Linked DNA regions of Homo sapiens: all the other regions are linked to region 3. A link is a loop called in an ENCODE intact Hi-C map of the cell type or tissue named here. Cell type or tissue: B cell. All regions are shown on one strand.

Region 1 (5,000 bases), 49 kb before region 3:
TTGTGTCTCAGCTTCCTGAGTAGCTGGGATTACAGGTGCACCACCTCATCAGACTAATTTTTATATTTTTATTAGAGACGGGGTTTCACCGTATTGCCCAGGCTGGCCTTGAACTCCTAGCCTTGGGTGATCCTCCTGCCTCAAACTCCGAAAGTGCTGAGATTACAGGCATGAGGCACTGTGCCTGGCCTTAGATTTTTTTCCTATAGTGATGGCTATGCTAAGTATTTCACAAGTGTAATTCCATGAATTCTTTTATTTTTTTTTTTTGAGACGGAGTCTCTCTCTGTCGCCCAGGCTGGAGTGCAGTGGCACGATCTCAGCTCACTGCAAGCTCTGCCTCCTGGGTTCATGCCATTCTCCTGCCTCAGCCTCCCGAGTAGCTGGGACTACAGGCGCCTGCCACCACGCCTGGCTAATTTTTTTTGTATTTTTAGTAGAGATGGAGTTTCACTGTGTTAGCCAGGATGGTCTTGATCTCCTGACCTCATGATCCGCCCGCCTTGGCCTCCCAAAGTGCTGGGATTACAGGCGTTTGAGCCACCGCGCCCGGCTCATGAATTCTTTAGGACAGCAAATAATCCTCATTTTGTAGATGGGCAAACTTAACGAGGTTAAGATCACACGGTGGTGAATAAGCGGTAAATCTACTGGTCAGACACCCTTGGAGATTCAAGGGTCCAGTGACTTGGAGTGTAGTGGGAAGAAGATGGGGTGGCCCCTGCAGCACAGCTGTATGGGGCTTGGCTCGGCTAAGCCAGAGCCAGCCTTTCCTTGGCTTCTGGTAGGTCTGTTCTGCATGCCACCCACCTCCCCTGGTGTCCCGTGGCTCACCATCAATCTTGAATCCCATAGCTGCTTGAATCTGCTGCTGGGTTTCTCCTCCTGTTGTCAGCTGGAGCATGGCCAACACCGAGGCCACCCCATAGGGTGAGAAAACCACGTTGCGGTCCTTGGAGGCCTGCGCCACCTGCTGAAACACCCTCACCCCGAAGTCTGAGGCCAGGTGGGCCACGTAGGATGGGGGATGGTGCACAGCAGACCCTTCACCAAAGACAAGGGCCAGGCCCAGGACTAGGCAGGTGAGGGCTGGAGACATCTGCATCCTAGAGCAATGGAAAGAGGGCTGGTGAAGGAATCGTTCTGGAAGACAGGCGGGAGGGGAGGGGAGCTGGCCAGCTGTGGGCCCTGCTCTTCTTGTTTCCTGCAAGCAGGTGGTAAGTGAACACTAGGGCAAGGTGCAGGAAGAGACCATGACATGTTCAGGTTCTAAGCCCATCCCACTCCGTCTCACTCAGACTGACTTATCCCCGGGCAGTGGCAGGGAGTCTTCGCCCATCTTGCCCTGTGGGAATCTTGGAATCCAGTCCATCTCCCTTCCCTCTGTGTCCCGTAAAAAAGCCTTAGAAGAAAAGCAGGTGAGAAGTCATTACCACTCTCTGCCTTTGCAGCCCAGGGGGAATTTAGCCCAGACTCAATTATCAATTATCACAACATCTTTGATTTGCATAAGCTTTAAATTTGCTTTCTTTTCTTTTCTTTCTTTTCTTTCTTTCTTCCTCTTTCCTCTTTCTTTCTTTCTTTCTTCTTTACTTCCTTCCTTCTTTCCTCTCTCTCTTTCTCTCTCTTTCTTCCTTCCTTTCATTCATTTTTAGAGACAGGGTCTTGCTCTGTCACCCAGGCTGGGTGCAATGGCTCAGTCTTGGCTCCCTGCAGCCTCCGCCTCCCCAGCTGAAGCAATCCTCCCACCTCAGCCTCCCAAGTAGCTGGGAATACAGGCACACCAGCACGCCCAGCTAATTTTTGTATTTTTTTGGGAGAGCAGGGTTTTGCCATGTTGCCCAGGCTGGTCTCAAACTCCTGGGCTCAAGTTATCTGCCTGCCTCAGCCTCACAAAGTGCTGGGATTACAGGCATGAGCCACAGTGCCCAGCCTTAATTCTCTTAATGCTTTCCCAGCGATTGTTTCATTCAAGTTAGCAGGCATGAGGTGGGAAATGGGTAAGTGTCTTGATGCAGAGGGACTGAGAGAGTCAAGGTTCTTGTTACTGGGTGATGGGGTTGTTGGTGACGCCTGACCATCCTCCCTGCTCTCCTGCAGTCACCCCTAGGGCAGGGTCGACCCAAGGCTGCAGGTCCGAGGAAAAGAAAATAGAGGAATAGCGGGGGATCATGGAGGGAGGAGATTCTGGGGAGGCGAGTTCTCTGCCTTAAGCCCGAAGTAAGAGGTTGGAGGGAGTTTGCTTTTCTCCTACCTGAAGTTCTCAGAGGTGCCTTGCGATTGGCGGTTCGTCCTGCTCTGGCGGCGGCTGCTGAGCTGCAGGAATTCAGCTGCTGGAGGGGGGCGTGTGGGTCTTCTTGACAGCGCTCTTGGCCCTGCAGCCAAACACAGCTGTGCTCCTCTGTGGGCCACTGCCTCCTTTTATACCAGATGTGGGCAGGAAATAGATGAACTCATGTTCCAGCCCCACCCACTCACTGGCTCTGGGAGTCCGTCTGAACAGCCAGCGGGTCCCCCTCGACACCTCCCTCTCTGGGACTTGCTGAGGCATGTGTGTGTGTGTGTGTGTGCTGCTCTGTGTGTGTACGTGTGTAAGAGCATTCAGGAACAATTGAGCAAACCCCAATAGCCTTGGCCTGAGAACCTCCCTTGACCTTTCTGCCCTCTGCCTGTGTCTGTCTCTCCCGGATGTCCTGCCAGGTTGACTGTCTGCCATGCCGGGTGACCCAAAAAGCCTAGGACCCCTAGTGTTCAGCTTGGAGAAAAAAAAAACAGCTCACGTTGCCTGCTTTTCCTTTGGCGAACCAGGTCACTGTGGAGTTATCAAAGATAACCTCCATCAAAACGTGGAAGTTTTCCCCCAGGGCTGTCCACCCGGTGCTCTGGACCACCTCCAGGAAAGAGCGCCCCTCCCTCCTCCTGGGCCCAGCCCAACAGCCACAGGGCATGCAGCCAGCCACGTGATTGTCTAGGTTTTGTCTGTCTAGGACTTGGGCCCAACAGAGGACTCTTGGTCTTTCCCTCATCCCTGCCATGTGCCCGGCCGCCTCCGATGATACACGGCTGACTCCCCACGTGTCCAGACTCTCTCTGTGCCCCTGAGGGCTCTCTTGTGTCAACAACCTTGTCTGGCTGAGGTTGGAGGTGTGCTGGGTGGGGTGGTGGTGGCTGAACGGGACCAGGGGTTACCATGGTAAAAGCTTGGTAAGGAAACAGGAGACCAACGTGTAAGTTTCACTTCTTCGAGCTGCCCGCTAGGACTTGGGGCAGCTTGTCCTTTATCCTCTTCCTCCAGACACAGACACAAGGGGAAAAGGGATAGAAACAGAGTGTCAATTCATGGCAGGTTTGCAGGGTGTGCTTTTAGGGCAAGGGGGTGAGGGGAGGAAGAGTGACCGATAGATTCTGTGGAGCAGTGGTCCTCAACGTTTTTGGCACCAGGGACTGGTTTCATGGAAGACAATTTTTTCACAGACCAGGGTGGGATGGTTTCGGGATGATTCAAGCACATTACATTTATTGTGTGCTTTATTTCTATTATTATTACATTGTAATATATATAATGAAATAATTCCACAATTCACCATCGTGTAGAATCAGTGGGAGCCCTGAGCTTGTTTTCCTGCAACTAGATGGTCCCATCTAGGGGTGATGGGAGACCGTGACAGATCATCAGGCATTAGATTCTCATAGGGAGCTTGCAACCTAGATCCCTCACATGAACAGTTTAGAATAGGGTTCGAGCTCCTATGAGAATCTAATGCCGCCGCTGATCTGACAGGGAGTGGAGCTCTGGTGGTAATGCGAGTGATGAGGAGTGGCTGTAACTACAGATGAAATTTCACTCACCTGCCACTCACCTCCTGTTATGCAGCCTGGTTCCTAACAGGCTATGGACCAGTACGGGCCCCTGGCCCAGAGGTTGGGTACCTCTGCTGTAGAGGGTGGAAACTGGCTAGCAGTGGGTGAGCATGTAGGGCTAGACTAGTGGATTTTGTTGTTGTTGTTGTTTTTTGTTTTTTTTGTTTTTCTGTTTTGAGACGGAGTCTTATTTTGTTGCCCAGGCTGAGTGCAGTAGCACTATCTTGGCTCACTGCAATCTCCGCCTCCCAGGTTCAAGTGGTTCTCCTGCCTCAGCCTCCCGAGTAGCTGGGATTACAGGTGTGCACCACCACGCCCGGCTAATTTTTGTATTTTAGTAGAGACGGGGTTTCACCATGTTGGTCAGGCTGGTCTCGAACTCCTGACTTCGTGATCCGGCTGCCTCGGCCTCCCAAATGCTGGGATTACAGGCATGAGCCACCGCGCCCAGCTGGATTTGGGGTTTTGACAGGGTCAGGTGCCCTTGGCCGTGTGGTCTGGATGTTGTGGATGGAAGGGTGGCCAGGGTGCTGCCCAGGGGGTCCTGTATTGGAGAGATGGCATACTTGGGGTCCACGGACTGTTGGGTTTAGTGTATGTGGTGGGGTTCAGTTGGGAGAATCCATGGCAACAGCTGATAGCAGAGTCACAGGAAGTTTCAGTGGGTGGAAGCGTCGGATGTTTGTTTTGGATTTTTTCAGTAAACAGATACCAAGGGCAACCACACTGAGCAGCCCTCCTGCTTTTTAATCTGCCTTAGGCTTTGTTTTCTCACAGCTGGCAGGGAAAGAGAGGAGAACCACAGTCGGAAAGTTAGGCTCACAGACACATTAGGAGAACTCTTCCTGTGAAACTGCCTCTTGTTTATGTCTTTTTCCTTTTCTTAGTTGTGGTTTGGAGTCCCTGAGAGTGTGGTTAGCGGTGAGGAAGAAGCAACTGCCCTGACCTCTTGGAAGAAGACAAGTCCAGCCCCAAACCCATCTCTTTTTTTTTTTTTTTTTGGAGACAGGGTCTCACTCTGTCACCAAGGCTGGAGTGCAGTCATGTGATCATAGCTCACTGCAGACTTGAACTCCTGGGCTCAAGCAAGTATCGGGGACTACAGGCAAGCACCACCACGCCCAGCTAATTATTATTTT
Region 2 (5,000 bases), 280 kb after region 3:
TGACAAGGACCAGCCTGGCTTAACCTGGTCCATTGCTTTTTCTTTTTCTTTTTCTTTTTTTTTTTTTTTTTTTTTTTTTTTTTGAGACAGGGCCTCACTCTGTCACTCAGGCTGGAGTGCAGTGGAATGATCATAGTTCACTGTAACCTTGAACTCCTGGGCGCAAGGGATCCTCCCATCTCAGCCTCCCGAGTGGCTGGGAATCCTCCAGGCACACACTACCACACCCAGCTGATTTTTTTTATTTTTTGTAGAGACGGGTTGGGGGGGGTCTCACAATGTTGCCCAGGCTGATCTCAAACTCCTGGCCTCAAGCTATCCTCCCCTCCCAGCCTCCCAAGGTACTAGGATTACAGGCGTGAGCCACCGCGCCCAACCTTTTTCCATTTCTGCACTTGAGTCGCCCCCTGTTGACGTGTTTGGGTCAGTGCTGGACCCCAAATCACAGCTGGGGCCCTTCCCGGTCCAGGGAGGCTTGTCTCAATTTCCCACCTCTACAGCCCTCTTCTGGAGTCCCTCAGGCTCTTCTCTGTCCCCTTTCCCTTGGTGACACATCACCCATGTTTTGTACCCCTGAGGAGGTGTGGGAGGGACTCGGGGGGTCCATCCAGAGGATGTTGCCCAGGCCCACCCTCTTCCCCTGCCAACCAGACATCCGGGCTAGATAAGGTGTCCTAGAGAGCTGTAGCTGGAGAAAGAAAGGTTAATGGGCATTGCAGAGGTGCAGCAGAGAGGCCAAGAGTGAAGACCCGGTGTGGGGAGCTGGGGTCAGGGCAGGGGGCTGCAGAAGCCCCCTGAGGTCCAGCCCCAAGAGCTCCAGGCTGCCCTGAGCCTTCCTGCCACATCCAGCTCCCCACCATGAATGCTCTTCCAGCTAGGGCAAGGGAGAGTCTCGCTGGGCAGGACCCTCCCTTCCCGGGTTTGGGTCTTGCTTCATTCCCATAAAGGTGACCTCAGGGCGTGTCATCCCAGAGGATAAGCGCAGAGTATAACACATTTCTAGAACTCAGTATCCTCCCTGGTTGGTTGGTTGGTTGGTTGTTTCTTTAGAGACAGGGTCTCGTTCTGTTGCCCAGGCTGGAGTGCAGTGGTGCAGTCATAGCTCACTGCAGCTTGGAACTCCTGGGTTCAAACAATCCTCCCGCCTCAGTCACCCAATAATTCTTTACATTTTTGTAGAGACAGGGACTCGCTATGTTGCTCAAGCTGGTCTCCAACTCCTGATCTCAAGCAATTCTCCCTCCTCAGCCTCCCAAAGCACTGGGATTACAGGCGTGAGCCACCACACCCAGCCTGTCCTCCGTTTTGACATCCCCAAACCCAAATCCCCTTTGGGGTCCTACATCCTGATCTTCCCCCAGCCCAATTGGCAGCCTTCCATTCCTTCCAGTGGCACGATCTCAGCTCACTGCAAGCTCTGTCTCCCGGGTTCACGCCATTCTCCTGCCTCAGCTTCCTGAGTAGCTGGGACTACAGGCGCCAGCTGCCACACCCGGCTAATTTTTTTTTGTATTTTTAGTAGAGATGGGGTTTCACCGTGTTAGCCAGCATGGTCTCGATCTCCTGACCTCGTGATCCGCCCGCCTCGGCCTCCCAAAGTGCTGGGATTACAGGTGTGAGCCACCGCACCCAGCAAGCCTTCCTTCTTAGAGCACAAGCAAGACGTCCCAGCCCCCACTTCCAAGCAAGGACCTGCCTGATGGGAGGCAGAGGTCCCGAGGGAGGGGGCGGGATGTTTGCACCTTGGCCTCAGGCTGGGGTGAGTGGGTCACTCCTAGTAGGATAGAGGTCAGAATTCTTCAGCAACCCAGACCCCAGACCCCGCCCTCAGTAACCCCTAGCCCCTTTTGGAAAATGGAGGAATACCGGGGGTGGGGGCCTCTCCAGAGGGTCACAGGCTGATTTGCTTTTTTTGGAAAAAGCCACTTTTTTTAGCCAGGACGTGGTGACATGCGCCTATAGTCCTGGCTACTTGAGAGGCTGAGGCTTGAGCCCAAGAATTCAAGCTCCCATCTCAGCCTCCTGAGTAGTTGGGAATCCTCCAGGCGCACGCCACCATGCCCAGCTGATGTTTTATTCTTTGTAGAGACAGGGGGCCTCATAATGTTGCCCAGGTTGATCTCAAACTCCTGGCCTCAAGCAGTCCTCCCCCTCAGCCTCCCAAGGCGCTGGGATTACACCACGCCCGACCTGCTTTTTCCACTTCTGCACCTCAGTCGCCCCCTGTTGTCGTGTTTGTGTCAGTGCTGGACCCCAAATCACAGCTTGGGCCCTTCCCAGCCCAGGGAGACTTGCCCTCAATTTCTCACCTCTACAGCCCTCTTCTGGGGTCCCTCGGGCTCTTGAGTCCTCTGTCCCCTCTTCCCTTGGTGACACATCACCCATGTTTTGTTCCCTCGAGGAGGTGTGGGAGGGACTTTGGGGGGTGAACTATGATTGCGCCACTGCACTCCAGCCTGGGTAACAGAGGAAGCACCTGTCTCTAAATAAGGAAGGGAGGGACAGAGGGGAGAGAGAAAGAAAGAAAACAGAGAGAGAGAGAGAGAGAGGGAGGGAGGGAGGGAGAAAGGAAGGAAGGAAGGAAGGAAGGAAGGAAGGAAGGAAAAACGAAGGAAGGAGAGAGTAAGAGGAAGAAAAGGAAGGGAAGGAGGGAGGAAAGGATGGAGGAAGGAAGGAAGGAGGGAAGGAAGGAAGGAAGGAAAGGCGGGCAGGCCACGTTTGGCTGGGTAAGGTGGTCACGTGTATTCCTTGTACTTTGGGAGGTGGAGGCAGGCTGAGCTCTTTGAGCCCAGGAGTTCAAGACCAGTTTAGGCAACATAGTGAGACCCTATCTCTTCTAAAAAATATCAAAATTAGCCAGGCGTAGTGGTGCATGCCTGTAGTCCCAGCTACTCAGGAGGCTGAGATGGGAGGATCGTTTGAGCCCCGGGGGTCAAGGCTGCAGTGAGCTATGACTGCACCACTACACTCTAGCCTGGGCAACAGAGTGAGACCTTGTCTCTAAAAAAAAAGAAAAAGAAAAAAAAGCCACATTCCCCAACCTTAGTCTGTACTTGACATGTAAAATTTCTCAGAATCACCTTGGTGGGGAGCCAGAGGCCACGTCCTCTAAGCACTCGGATTCCTGAGGTGAAGTCTTCTCCTAAATCAGAAGCCGAGGGTCTGGGGCTGCATCCCACCCTCCATTCCCCTGCCCGCCCTGTTCCTTCTGCCCTCCCTGCTCCTTCTGTCTCCCCTAGTGATGTCAGCCTCGCCGGGACTGAATGTGCCACCCGCATGTGGCTTTCTCTAAGGGACAACACCCTCACCTCAAACCTAGGTTCCTCTCCCCTCTAGACATTTTGCACAGAACCCAGCCCTACCTAGGCCTCCACGTGCCTCTCTCCCTCATTTTCCTCCCTCCAAGACCCAACTTCCTCCACTATAATCATGTGGACATTCACGTCTCAAAAATACATAATTTTGGGCCAGGCGTGGTGGCTCATGCCTATAATCCCAGCACTTTGGGAGGCCAAGTCGGGCAGATCACTTGAGGTCAGGAGTTCGAGACCAGCTTGGCCAACATGGCGAAACCTCGTCTCTACTAAAAATACAGAAATTAGCCAGGCAAGGTGGTGTGTACTTGTAATCCCATCTACTCAGGAGGCTGAGGCAGGAGAATCGCTTGAACCCAGGAGGTGGAGGTTGCAGTGAACAGAGATCACACCACTGTACTCCAGCCTGGGAGACAGAGCGAGACTCCATCTCAACAAAAAACTGAAACAAAAATAAATAATTTTGGCCAGACACCATGGCTCATGCCTGTAATCACAGGGCTCTGGAAGGCCAAGGCGGGAGGATTGCTGGAGGCCAGGAGTTTGAGACCAGCCTGGGCTACATAGTGAGACCCGCCCCCATCTCTACAAAAACAAAAATGTTAAAATTTAGCCTTCGTGGTGACGCATGCCTGCAGTCTCAGCTACCCAGGAGGCTGAGGCAGGAGGCCCAGGAGGTTGAGGCTGCAGTGAGCTGTGATCGTGCCACTGCACTCCAGCCTGGCGACAGAGCAAGACCCTGTCTCAAATAAATAAATATATAAATTTATTTAATCTTCTTGTCTGAAGACAGCTCAAAACTGAGCAACTTAACAGGCACAGTCCAGAACAGTATCTGAGGAGAAAGCAAGAAAACCATGTATGAGAGGAGACTCAACTCTAGGCCCCGAGGTTCCGGGCTGTGGGGTTGGTTCTCACCTGTGTCCACCAGCCTGGCCAGTCTGTCTCCCTCCTGCGTTTTCTCTCTAGAAGGCATGGGGGAATAGACATGGGTCCCCAAGTGGCCCTTTACGGGCCCAGCCGCTTCCCGGTTTGCACACCCCACCCGCCCTTCCTCTCTCCTTCCCAGGACTCACCTCTTCCTCCTCGTTCTGTAAATGCACTCTCTGGTCACGGCCAGTAGTACGACCACCACAGGCACCAGCAGTCCCAGTAGGACGCCCACCAGGTTAGATGCTTCTGGGTGCGGGGAAGAGACATTAGGTCGAACGTGAGACGGGAAGGGTGGGGACTGAGGGGTACTCCCTTTTGGGGATTGCTTGCTACCCCAGGGGACCTCATCTCTCTAAATCTCTAGGTGTGTCTGCTTCTTCCTCCAGGAGGTTCTCACCTCCAGGGACTCCAAGGTCTTAGTGCCCCCTCCCCAACCCCCGCAATGTTTTCTGTTTGCCATAAGCCTTTTTAGACAGAGTCTGGCTCTATTGCTCAGGCTGGAGTGCAGTGGTGCGATCATAGCTTTCTGCAGCCTTGAACTCCTGGGCTCAAGCAATCCTCCCCCTCAGCCTGCTTTCCAAGTAGCTGGGACTATGGGCACATGCCACCACACCCGGTTAATTTTCGTGATTTTTTGTAGAGATGGGGTCTTGCTATGTTACCAGGCTGGTCTTGAACTCCTGGCTCAAGTGATCCTCCCGCCTTGGCCTCCCAAAGTCCTGAAATTACAGGCATGAACCACCACGCCTGCCC
Region 3 (5,000 bases):
AGTAAACTGTCACCTCCTCTTAAAAAAAAAAAAACCCTGGGCCGGGCACAGTGGCTCACAGCTGTAATCCCAGCACTTTGGGAGGCCGAGGCGGGTGGATCACGAGGTCAGGGGATCAAGACCATCCTGGCTAACACAGTGAAACCCCGTCTCTACTAAAAAAGACGAAAAAATTAGCTGGGCGTGGTGGCGGATGCCTGTAGTCACAGCCACTCAGGAGGCTGAGGCAGGAGAATGCCATGAACCCAGGAGGCGGAGCTTGCAGTGAGCCGAGATCGCGCCACTGCACTCCAGCCTGGGCGACAGAGCGAGACTCCGTCTCAAAAAACAAACAAACAAACAAACAAAAATCATGCACACCACCACTATTTAACAACCAGCCCATAGAATTCTTTTTTAAATAATTTTTATTTATTATTTCTTATTGAAACAGGGTCTCGCTATGTTGGGCAGTGTGGTCTTGAACTCCTGGCTTCAGGTGGTCCTCCCGTGTCAGCCTCCCAAAGTGCTAAGCAATGAGCTCTCAAGGATCCAGTACCCTTTGGAAGCTTTCAGAATGTTCTTTGATCCCAGTGTTCAGAATTTCACAGTGAGTACATCCTGCTGGGCATGTAGTGGCTCTTTTAAATCTGCCAACATGGCTGGGCACAGTGGCTCACGCCTGTAATCTCAGCACTTTGGGAGGCTGAGGTGGGTGGATCACTTGAGGTCAGGAGTTCGAGACCAGCCTGGCCAACATGGTGAAACCTCATCTCTACTAAAATACAAAATTAGCCGGGTGTGGTGGCGGGGCGTCTGTAATCCCAGCTACTCTGGAGGCTGAGGCAGGAGAATCCCTTGAGTGGGGAAGGCGGAGGTTTCTGTGAGGTGAGATTGTGCCATTGCATTCATTGCACTCTAGCCTGGGCAACACAGTGAGACTCCATCTCAAAAAAAAAAAAATCTGCCAACAGGTGCCTTGAGGTGTGGGAAATTCTCTCAAGGATTTTGTGGAAATTCTCTCCCCTCCATTTTCTCTGCTTCTTCCTCTGAGCTCTCACCATTCAGAGTTGCGCCTCCTGAGTGATTCCTCTAATTTTATATTTTCTCTTCTCTTTTCTTTTTCCTGTTTCTTTTTTTTTTTTTTTTTTTTTTTGAGATGGAGTTTCGCTCTTGTTGCCCAGGCTGGAGTGCAATGGCGTGATCTCGGCTCACCGCAACCTCCGCCTCCCAGGTTCAAGCAATTCTCCTGCCTCAGCCTCCCGAGTAGCTGGGATTACAGGTATGTGCCACCATGCCCAGCTGATTTTGTATTTTTAGTAGAGACGGGGTTTCTCCATGTTGGTCAGGCTGGTCTCGAACTCCCGATCTCAGGTGACCCGCCCGCCTCGACCTTCCAAAGTGCTGGGATTACAGGCATGAGCCACTGCGCCCGGCTTTTTTTTTTTTCCTGCTTTCTGGATGACTTCCTTAATTAAAACCTTCCAACCCTTCTATTGTGTCTTTCAAATCTGCCATCACGGTTTTTTGTTTGTTTGAGAGGGTCTCGCTCTGTCGCCTAGGCTGGAATGCAGTGGCTCAATCTTAGCTCACTGCAACCTCTGCGTCCTGGGTTCAAGAGATTCTTCGGCCCCAGCCTCCCGAGTAGCTGGGAATACAGGCGCGTGCCACCACGCCTGGCCAATTTTTGTATTTTTAGTAGAGATGGGGTTTCACCATATTGGCCAGGCTGGTCTTGATTTCCTGACCTCATGATCCGCCCACCTCGGCCTCCCAAAGTGCTGAGATTACAGGTGTGAGCCACTGCACCTGGCCTGAAGCCATAGTAATTGGAAGGTTTTAATTAAGGAAATCATCCAGAAAGCAGGAAAAAAAAAAAAAGAAAGAAAGAAATAGGAGTACAGTGGCACGATCTAGGCTCACTGGAACCTCCACCTCCCGGGTTCAAGAGATTCTCCTTCCTCAGCCTCTTGAGTAGCTGGGACTACGGGCGCCCACCTGGCTAATTTTTGTATTTTTAGTGGAGATGGAGTTTCACCATGTTGGCCAGGCTGGTCTTGAACTCCTGACCTCAGCCTTGGCCTCCCAAAGTTCAGGGATTACAGGCGTGAGCCACTGCACCCAGCCAAAAAAATAAAAAATATTTTTTAAAAATTGCATAGAACTATGCAGACACACACACACACATACATGCACACACACACATGAGTGCATGTAAAAACTACTGCAATCTGAGTAAGATCTGTAGTCTAGTTAATGGTATTGGACCAATGTCAATTTCTTTATTTTTATAATGTACTGTATCAGGATTGTGTTGGCAATTACTCGACTATGTACACTTGTCAAAACTCATTGAACTATATACTTAAATGGATGGTTTTTAGTTTATATAAATTATAGCCCAATGAAGCAAATTTTAAAATATAAAATATTAGGCCAGGCGTGGTGGCTCATGCCTGTAATCCAGCACTTTGAGAGGCCAAGGCAGGTGGATTACTTGAGGTCAGGAGTTTGAGACCAGCCTGGCCAAGATGGTGAAACACTGTCTCTACAAAAATACAAAAATTAGTCAGGCCTGGTGGCGGGCGCCTGTAATCCAGCTGCTTGGAAGGCTGAGGCAGGAAAATCGCTTGAACCTGGGAGGTGGAGGTTGCAGTGAGCTGAGATCGTGCCACTGCACTCCATCCTGGGCGACAGAGTGAGATTCTACATCAAAAAAAAAAAAAAAAGAAAAAAAGAAAAGAAAAGAAAAGAAAAAGAAAAAAGAAGAAAAAAGAAAAAAAAAGAAAAGAAGAAAAAAAAGTAAAATTGTAATCCTAGGCCCATCCCTCTTCTCCCAGTGCCAAGGCTTCAGGATCAGATGTGTAGTGATAGCGAAACATGTGTGGCAGCCCAGGTAGCCTCTTTTTACCTTTTATCCTATAAACCTCTCTGACTTTTGAAGCTGTGATCACTTCCTTCTCAAAACTCACGCCTCTCTAGGTCGACGCCCCCTCTTCCCCCTCCTCCTCTGCCCCCTCCCCTCTGCCCTGCTGGCTTCTCTTCCTCTGCCTGTTCCCCAATTGCTAGGCATACCTGTGCTCCCAGTGCCCGCAGCACCATCCACTCTGAACCATCTTTGCCATCCAGGCCCACTAGAGGGAGCTCTGTCCCCTGCTAACGCTGCCTGCTGGCTCCGGGCGATAGTCAATTACCCAGTCACCCATAAAAACCACCTTTCCTTCATCCAGTAAACCATAATGTTGCCACGGCAACTACTGCCTTCCTTGTCTTTTCCTCCTTAGCCAATTCTGTGGACTAATTCTAGAATGACTGTTCTTGCGTGGTCACTCTCCCCATCAGTGTCCATAGCAGCTCTTATAAGACCCCATGACAATACCATGTCCCTGCATGTTCAGCTGTGCCAGGCAGCTGGAGAAGGGCAGGGACGGTGCATAGACCAGTGGGCAGAGCCTGGGGAGGTCCCTGTCAGCCTGTGGTTGCTCCTGCCAATCATCATAGGCCCTATGTGTCCCTTCTAGGCTGCCAGACCCAGGGGCCCATCCTCAGTTCCTGTTTGTTCTGTTTTGTGAGACGGAGTCTTGCTCTGTCGCCCAGGCTGGAGTGCAGTGGCGTGATCTCGGCTCACTGCAACTTCCACCTCCTGGGTTCATGCATCTCCTGCCTCAGCCTCCTGAGTAGCTGGGATTACAGGCGCCCGCCACCACACTTGGCTAATTGTTGTATTTTTTAGCAGAGATGGGGTTTCACCATGTTGGCCAGGCTGGTCTTGAACTCCTGACCTCAGGTGATCCGCCCATCTCAGCCTCCCAAAGTGCTGGGATTACAGGCATGAGCCACAGTGCCTGGCCTCCAGTTCCTGTTTATACCAGGAAAACTCCCTCAAAGATTCCATTTTCTCCTTTTACTACTCCTTCCACCAGGGTCTCAGATATAACATCTAAAGAAGCACCAAAAATGTTACTAATCAGCATACATTTTTTGTGGATATGTTAATAATTAATATTTCAATGCAATACTTAAAAAATAAAATTACAAGACATCCATAATAAACATAATATCACAATTTTAAGTAAAGACAGAGTCAGTGTTACTGAGATTTCCTTTTGCCACTAGATCCTTTTAGCATATTTTCCATCTTTTGTTCTTGTTTTTGTTTTTGTTTTTAGAGACAGGGTCTTGCTCTGTCACCCAGGCTGCAGTGCAGTGCTGTGACCATAGCTCACTGCAGGCTTGAACTCCCAGGCTCAAGCGATTTTCTCACTTCAGCCTCCCGAGTAGCTGGGATTACAGGCACATGCTGCCACAGCTAGCTAATTTTTTGTATTTTTAGTAAAGACAGGGTTTCACCGTGTTCCCCAGGCTGATCTCAAACTCCTGAGCTCAGGCAATCCACTCGCCTCAGCCTCCCAAAGTCCAAAGTGCTGGGATTACAGGAGTGAGCCACTGCACCCGGCTATTTTATCTTTTGTAGAGATGGGGGGGGGTCTCACTGTGTTGCCCAGGCTGGTCTCAAACTCCTGGCCTCAAGTGATCCTCCCGCCTTGGCCTCTCAAAGTGCTGGGGTCACAGTAGAGACACAGTGCCTAGCCTATTTCCCATCTTAAAAACACAAGAGGCCGGGTGCAGTGGCTCACGCCTGTAATCCCAGCACTCTGGGAGGCCGAGGTGAGGGGATCACAAGGTCAGGAGTTCGAGACCAGCCTGGCCAAAATGGTGAAACCCCATCTCTACTAAAAATACAAAAATTAGCTGGGCGTGGTGGCCGGCACCTGTAATCCCAGCTACTCAGGAGGCTGAGGCAGGAGAATCGCTTGAGCCCGGGAGATAGAGATTGCAGTGAGCCGAGATCGCTCCACTGCACTCCAGCCTGGGCGACAGAGTGAGACTCCATCTCAAAAATAAATAAAAATTAAAAAAACAACAACAACAACACAAGAAAGCCAGTTCCCTGCTTGACCTTGCATGCCCCTACCAGTGAACAATGTCTGCCTTTGTTCTCCTTTTTCTCTGGGACCCAC

What was found. Peaks named below come from ENCODE experiments on the same cell type or tissue, not always from the same donor. Only the 100,000 strongest peaks of a DNase experiment are listed, where the experiment ranks them.
Region 1: a loop joins it to region 3, with 2.9 times the contacts of the local background. A loop is called at or near these places in 30 of 110 quality-filtered maps.
Region 2: a loop joins it to region 3, with 4 times the contacts of the local background. A loop is called at or near these places in 5 of 110 quality-filtered maps.

The regions. Positions count from the first base shown.
Region 1 is chr7:101,124,499-101,129,498 of GRCh38, reverse strand. It overlaps SERPINE1 (serpin family E member 1), which reads right to left and starts at 2,395. Exons shown (of 9, transcript NM_000602.5): 1 at 2,255-2,395; 2 at 835-1,106. The coding sequence starts at 1,105. RefSeq lists enhancers at 400-1,179, 1,180-1,959, 2,740-3,519. In B cell, no CTCF peak of the experiment used is centred here; a DNase peak (open chromatin) is centred at 2,558; H3K4me3 peaks cover 847 bases; H3K27me3 peaks cover 1,405 bases.
Region 2 is chr7:100,796,856-100,801,855 of GRCh38, reverse strand. ZAN (zonadhesin) reads right to left here. Exons shown (of 48, transcript NM_003386.3): 46 at 4,391-4,490; 47 at 4,233-4,279; 48 at 4,059-4,149. The coding sequence ends at 4,124. Among named protein-coding and RNA genes, the nearest start is that of EPHB4, 28 kb to the left of the region's middle. RefSeq lists enhancers at 1-390, 2,334-2,393 and a silencer at 2,035-2,329. In B cell, CTCF peaks have their summits at 1,995 and 2,196; DNase peaks (open chromatin) are centred at 458 and 2,235.
Region 3 is chr7:101,075,885-101,080,884 of GRCh38, reverse strand. No RefSeq gene overlaps it. Among named protein-coding and RNA genes, the nearest start is that of TRIM56, 7.1 kb to the left of the region's middle. In B cell, CTCF peaks have their summits at 2,886 and 3,099 (motif pointing right); a DNase peak (open chromatin) is centred at 3,114; H3K27ac peaks cover 396 bases.